Linked DNA regions of Homo sapiens: region 1 is linked to region 2. A link is a contact called in ENCODE Hi-C or POLR2A ChIA-PET data. All regions are on one chromosome and are shown on one strand. Each heading gives the region's core, a stretch centred on a gene start or an enhancer-like site at or near the end of the contact. The rest is flanking DNA. Distances are from core to core; before and after follow the strand shown. Region 1 holds the start of NUTF2 (nuclear transport factor 2). Region 2 holds the start of PSMB10 (proteasome 20S subunit beta 10).

What was found. A loop is a pair of places that touch in the nucleus more often than their neighbours do. ChIA-PET counts read pairs that join two places held with the same protein, here RNA polymerase II (POLR2A). Pooled maps may share reads with other maps.
Region 1: a loop to region 2 is called in a map of B cell, with 11 times the contacts of the local background. The contact joins the promoter of NUTF2 here to the promoter of PSMB10 in region 2. A Hi-C loop is called at or near these places in 30 of 168 maps with a recorded cell type or tissue (B cell, CD4-positive, alpha-beta T cell, CD4-positive, alpha-beta memory T cell and 24 more), 24 of 37 single-sample maps with no recorded cell type and 27 of 50 pooled maps. POLR2A ChIA-PET finds 5 or more read pairs at or near these places in 34 of 52 experiments (AG04449, AG04450, B cell and 27 more).

The regions. Positions count from the first base shown.
Region 1 is chr16:67,845,156-67,848,388 of GRCh38, forward strand. NUTF2 (nuclear transport factor 2) reads left to right here and starts at 1,778. Exons shown (of 5, transcript NM_005796.3): 1 at 1,778-1,830. CENPT (centromere protein T) reads right to left here and starts at 2,538. Exons shown (of 16, transcript NM_025082.4): 1 at 2,246-2,538. RefSeq lists silencers at 1,264-1,533, 1,734-2,083 and an enhancer at 2,554-2,663.
Region 2 is chr16:67,935,086-67,938,206 of GRCh38, forward strand. It overlaps PSMB10 (proteasome 20S subunit beta 10), which reads right to left and starts at 1,765. Exons shown (of 8, transcript NM_002801.4): 1 at 1,609-1,765; 2 at 1,313-1,400; 3 at 1,130-1,227; 4 at 878-1,018; 5 at 497-612; 6 at 335-393. The coding sequence starts at 1,664. RefSeq lists enhancers at 335-534, 685-874, 1,165-1,444, 1,695-1,944.

The DNA of each region.
Region 1 (3,233 bases), core at 528-3,027, 90 kb before region 2:
ATTTAGCTCAAAGCCAATGTCTAAAAGTAAATGCCTTTAAAGCTCTGGGTTTACTGTGGGTGGTGGGGCACAAACGGAGACTTTCAGACCCCATAAAATATGACTCCCTTCTCTTTCTTACTTATGGACAAAGCCATCTGCCTGGGGACTTGTCTGTGGCAACATGCTGGGATGGTCCTAAAACTCAAGTCTCTGTTTCCCTTCTAGTCCCTTAGCACTGAGTTGGGAAAGTGGTGGGGAAGGAGTGAGACATAGGTTGTGTAGGTGGCTGGTTGGGGGATGGACTGGACCTCTGTCTTCCTAGGGTTAGATCTGGCTGGTAATCAGGTGGTGGAAGCACTGCAGTGCCCTTTGTTGCTCCTATTGGGCCAGTCTCACATCTTCCCGGTCGGAGCAAGGCCTTTTCCAGGATCCAGCCATGCTCTTCAGTGTATCCTTGAGCTCCTATTTATTGAAGGGACTTCTGCTGTTTCTGCATTGGCTCCCTTGAGGCTCTCAGCAGTACTCCCTGGACCCTCCCTGGTGTCTGGAGGTTATGGGCAGTGTTTTGGCTTCTTAGGGAGAAGAAGACAGTTCACAGAGCAAGGGAGATCCCAGATGCAGATGTATAAGCGGGGCAATGCAGAGTTCTCACTAGCTGAGTAATAAGCATCTAGTCAGGCAAAGTGTAGTGTTGACAGACCTGAGATTTAAAAAACAGAAGTGTGGTCCGGTCTTACCAGCCATCTCTTGGAGGGGTAGCCTGTGGGTGGGGGAAGGTGCAAAACTCTTGTGGAAGAACAGGAGTACTGAGAGACCTCCGGCCAGGAAGGAAGGCTAGGAGTTGCCTGGAGAGGCCTTGTAGCCATTTCCCTTACCTGTGGTACCCCAAGTTGGCTGCAGATCTCTTTGCCAAGCACAGGTCTGACCTAGAGACTGGCCTTACCACAAATGTTTGTGTTACCAAGAAAACAAATGGGCGTTGAAAGGAAAGGGCAATGGGTAGGAAGAGAACTATTTACAATCTGGTCACTTAAATCACAGCGAAATTTTGGGTAAGTCAGTCATTTCTCTTTCCTCATTAATAAAAATGAAACACTTAGCTGCTCTATCTGCTGCAAAAAAACCTTACAGAATGTTTTGGGGGGACCCCTGACTGTAGAAGTTTGAGGGTAACCTCTCCAACCAAGCCCCACCTGAGGGACATTTGAGTCTCCGGCCCAAGAATAGCCTAGCCTGCTCGAAACCAGCTTTGGGCCCGACTCGCCGAGGTGCAGGCGCACGAATGTTGGGATTGCAGGAGCTGTGCGTTCCGCCCGGGCTGGTTAAGGCCACACAGCTCGGAAGAGTAACAGCGGCAGCCATAGCCCCAAGGGGAGGGGGTTTCGTGAGCGGAAACGGCCCAGGGGCCCAGGGAGGGGCAGCTGGGCCAGCTTGGGGCCGGGCTGGGCTCCCACGGAGGCGGGGCCAACCCCCACCCCAGTGCACAGACTGGGCGGGGCCGAGCCAGCTGAGACCAGGAGACAACTGAGCCCTGACCCTAGCCTGGCGCCAACCTCTAGTGTTCCAGAGGCTTCCGCTAGACCACAATTCTCAGGGGCTTGCCCCGGCAGCCTCCCTCCCTGGCTTAGCCTCACCTCCCGCGCTGCGGGCCGTGTCTGGGCCTCCGCGCATAGCACGCCGGGAATTGTAGTTTTCTCTCGGCGCGCTCATGCCGGAAAGGGGGGGCGGTGGGACTGCGTCTCCCAGAGTGCAGCGGGGCGGGCGAAGGAAGGCAGGGGGGAAGGGACAGTCGGCCGCAGACCGCGCTGGGTTGCCGCTGCCGCTGCCGCCATCGTGCCAGCCCCTCGGGTGAGTGTCGGGGCCAGCACGCCGGGGCGGGGGCTGGGCCGCAGGAGCCGCTCTCTGGGCTGCCGGGAGGCTCCGCTGAGAGTCCCCGGGCGGCCCCTCCCCTCCCCCCCCCCCGGCGGCCCGAAGCCGCGCGGGGCCCGGGCCATGTGTCGCGCGCGGCTCCGCCTCCCGCCGGTCCTGTGAGGCGGCGGCCGGGGGTAACGCACAGAGAGCCAGCCGGGCGCCTATCTGGGCCGTACCGTGCTGGTGGCTGGTGCACCGGCCTGCGCCATGGCCAGGCCTTTTTCTCTAGTCAGGACCGTCCGGATGGGGCCTTAGGGCCCCGCCCCGTCTAGCCTGGCCCGGCCTGCGCGAGCCCCGCAAGCTCTGCAGGCTGGCTAGCGGGCAGACCCCAGCCCCACGTCCTGCTACCCACCTACGAAGGATCCGGGGATGGGCAGCGCCACCCGGCCCGCTCCAGAGTCAGCATGGGTAAGGGCGCCCGCCTGCCGCAGCCGGGGCTTGGGCCCCTCACCCTGTTCCCGACCATAGCCCGGCCGGGGTGTAGGTGAACGCCCCCTCCTTGTCTGCCCCTCGGAAGTGTACGTTTCTTACCGCGCCCTTTGTGGAGCCCGGACTGGAGTTCTCGCAGGGAGGGCAGGGTCAGGGAATATGAGGCGGGAGGGGATTCCACGGGAGACTTTATCCCTGTCTTGTCTTAGAGGATCTGGGCCTGATGGGGTGAGGCGGCTCCTGCCGGGTAGGCCCAGCCCACGCCCTTCTCTATCAGTGACCAGGCCCCAGCAGCAACACAGAATTGCCCCGCAGGACAGGATGACTTCATAAGAATGGGATGTTAAGGTGGGACTTAATGCACGGGAAGTAGAATTCAGGCCTGAGGTTCTTGAGCCTAGTGCTAAACCAGAACCTGGGCTGGAAGGGGCTTTGGGGGGTGGGGCACGTAGATTTCAGACTTTGTGGGGCCCTCCCGAAGCCTGGGTGGCAGAACTAGGGCTGGAAGCTCCAGAAAGTCTGGCTTCCCCTCACTTGCTTGCTCACTTCCCAACAACTGGAGCTGCCTGTAAACAGGCAGGAACCTGGTTGCTTTATGAAATTGCCCTTACTGATGCCATCAGAGACCCTACTGAGTTCTGGGGGAAGAGTTATCTTTGACCAAAAAATACTATCCTGATATCCTTTGTAAAGGCGCTTCTGATTGAGAGATGGTAAATTAAGGAACCAGTCCAGAGAAGACCTTGGGACTAGGGGAGAGATGGCATGTAAAGCGTTGATTTCTCTGAGCCGCAGTCTTTCCAGAGACTAAAGAAGTAGCTCAGGCCTGGCGCGGTGGCTCACGCCTGCAATCCCAGCACTTTGGGAGGCCAAGGCCAGCGGATCACCTGAGGTCCGGGGTTCCAGACTAG
Region 2 (3,121 bases), core at 515-3,014:
GCCACCTCTGAGGCAACATCACCTGCTTCCATCCCACCCCAAACAAAATCTAGGCTCCAGACGTTGATATAAGTAGGACCCTACTGGTCCTTCTCTCCGCCCTCGGCTCCTAAAGATCCTCTGTGAGCTTCGACTTCTCCCAGCCGTGCAGGCTTTGGTATTGGACGGTGTTATGTCGGGACCGCACTTCTCTGCCCTTACTCCACTCACCCTTCAGTGGTCACCTCCTCCGACAAGCCTTAGCCACCCGCACTGGGCCAGGGTCCTGTGCTCCCCCAGCTCCCGGGTGCACATCCCACCAGCGACCACAAAGTCGGGGACAGAGGCCGCTCACCGTCATGTTCGGCTGGAACCGGTCTTCTAGCACCGCCAGGGCCGCGTCCTGACCAGAGCCTGAAGGCAGGAGAAGCATCTGAAGTCAACCGCTGCGACGCCGTTTGGAGTGAGGCCAAGGTCACAGGGGCAGAGTTCGAGGAGAAGGGACAGAAGCGCTCACCCAGGGCTGTGAAGGGCAGACGGCTGTAGGAGCCATGGGGATGCACACCGTAGAGCTGCGGTCCAGTCAGGTCTACGCCGCCCACGATCAGCGATGCACCCACGTGGCCCTGGTACCTGCTCGAGGATGGGCGGGGTCGGCCACAAGCTGGGGCCTAGGCCCCACCTCTCTATGCCCAGCTCCTAGGTGCTATCCCCGCCCCTTCCTGTGGGCTGGCGCCCGATGACTGACATCGCCTTTTCCTGTAGCCCAGGTTCTCTTGGGCCGGCCTCTTCCGGTCACCTGGCCCGTCGCGGTCCCGCCCTTCTTTCTGTCCCGCCTTCCAATGGCCCCAACCCCGTAACTACCCCTGCCGGGGTCCTGTTAGCCCTGCCCCCGCACCTGAAGAGCGTCTGGCGCAGGATGCGAGTGACCGTGGCCACGCGGGGCTCGCGGCCCGTAGATAACGCGTGTAGCTCCATCTTGGACGCCACCATCCGTGTGGTCATCTCGGCGTCCGCGGCTACTCCAGCCCCACAGCAGCTGAGGCAAAAGGGAGGATCGGTGTGGGCAGGGCTGGGACGTGCGGGGACCGGAGTGGGAACGAGGGGGCCGTTCTTTTTTGCGTACGGGAACTGGGCTCGGGAGTCTCACTAGATTTTGGGGGCGATGAAGTGGATCTTCTCGCAGCTCTTGTCCGCCACGACCGAATCGTTAGTGGCTCGCGTATCGGCGCCCAGAATGACCCCGTCCTGAGGAGAGGGAGGGACCGCAGCTTCAGTGCCTGCTCGATACTCTCGGCTCCCCTCCAGCTCCCCGTCCCTCCCCGCTGCTCACTTGGAACACCAGGCCCGCGATGGTGGTCCCGGTCTTGCGTGCGTGAGGGACCTTGAGCCCCGGGAGGACGCGTTCCAATGATGCATTTCTGGAAACGGAGGAGGGCGCCCATGTTTCGGCTCTGCTTTCAAGACCCCTGTTGCTTCCCCTAACCTGGTCCCCGTCTCCCTCATCTTCCGGGGTAAGCCTGGAACCCAAGTCGACCAACACACCCTCCCCCACCCCCAGCCAGGAAAAAAGGCCACGAGCAAGCAGAGGCGGCTCAGGAGTGACCGCCCCCCGCGCCCCCGCTTCACCTTTGGCAGTTCTCGAAGGAGAAGCCCCCTCGGGGCTCCAGGGCTGGCTTCAGCATCTTGGGGCAGGCAGAGGGGATTAGGGGTCGCGGGCGGATGAGTCGGCCAGACAAGCGGGGCCAGTGAGCAGCTAAAAAGTCCTCTGCTAGGCTTCACGTCTGTACTTCCTGCTTTCGCTTTCGCCTTTACCCTTCCTCAAAGGCCCGTGGCGGTTTTCTGCATCTTGTCTTTCACTTTTGGCTTCACTTGTGGCTCTGAGCATTTGGGGAACCGGGTGATGTCCCTTGCTGTGCCCTCTGTGCTGCTCACTGGGTACTCTGTTGGATAGAGGGACAAATCTCTTCCCTTCTGGACTTGTTCAGGTCCTCCTCCCCCTCCATCTGAGCCCCTTGCTCTTACCCTAGCCTCAACTCTGACCTCCAGTCCCAGCATAGTAAAGCTCTCAGAGCCTTGGCCAAGTCAGCATTGTTGCTGGCCACCCAGTAGCATCAGGCATAGCTGACTTTTGTTCCTTGTCACCTTTCTTCCAACTCTTGCCTCTTTTGTTGCCTTTACTCCTCTGCAAAAACCTCAAACAGAGGCTCAGTCCTCAGTCACAGGGACCCTGGTCTTTCCATCTTCCATCTCAGGTGCCATCTTCCCTCTCTCAAGAGGGCACCATGGGTGTTGGGTTCCACTCATGGCCAAGCCTTGTTATTTCACCTCCCCAGTGACCTCTTGTCTGCACACATCCTTTTCCTAGCACTTCTAGTCTCAGCTAGCATCCTCTCCCACCTGGACATTGCACTGGCCTCCCTGGTTACCTTGCAATTCTTGCCCCCCGCCCCCCGACCCCCAGGCTACTCCTTACCCTGCAGAGAGCGGGTCTTTCTAAATTGGAAATCTGGTCACATTCTTTCTCTGGTTTAAACCCTTCAGCAGTCTGGGCCTGGTGGCTCACACCTGTAATCCCAGCACTTTGGAAGCCCAGGAGTTCGGGGCTGCAGTGAGTATGGATCATACCATTGCACTCCAGCCTGGGCAATAGACCCCGTCTCAAAGGGGGAAAAAAAAGACTTGGGTTTGAGGCTAAGAGCAGCACGCAGCTGCCAAAGGGTTTATCTTAATTTTTTTTTTTTTTTTTTGAGATGGGGTCTTACTCTGTTGCCCAGGCTGGAGTACAATGGTGTGATCTCGGTTCACTGGAACCTCTGCCTCCCAGGCACAAGCACTCTTCCACCTCAGCCTCCTGAGTAGCTGGGACCACAGGCACACACCACCATGCCTGGCTAATTTTTTTTTTTTTTTTTTTTTTTGGTAGAGATGGGGTTTCACCGTGTTGCCCAGGCTGGTCTTGAACTCCTGAGCTCAGGCGATCCACCCTCCTCAGCCTTCCAAAGTGCTAGGCTTATAACCATGAACCACTGTGCCTGGCCTATTTTACGGTTTTTTTTTTTTTTTTTTTTGGACACAGGGTCTTGCTGTTGCTCAGGCTGGAATGCCGTGGCACCATCTTGGCTCACTGCAACCTCTGCCT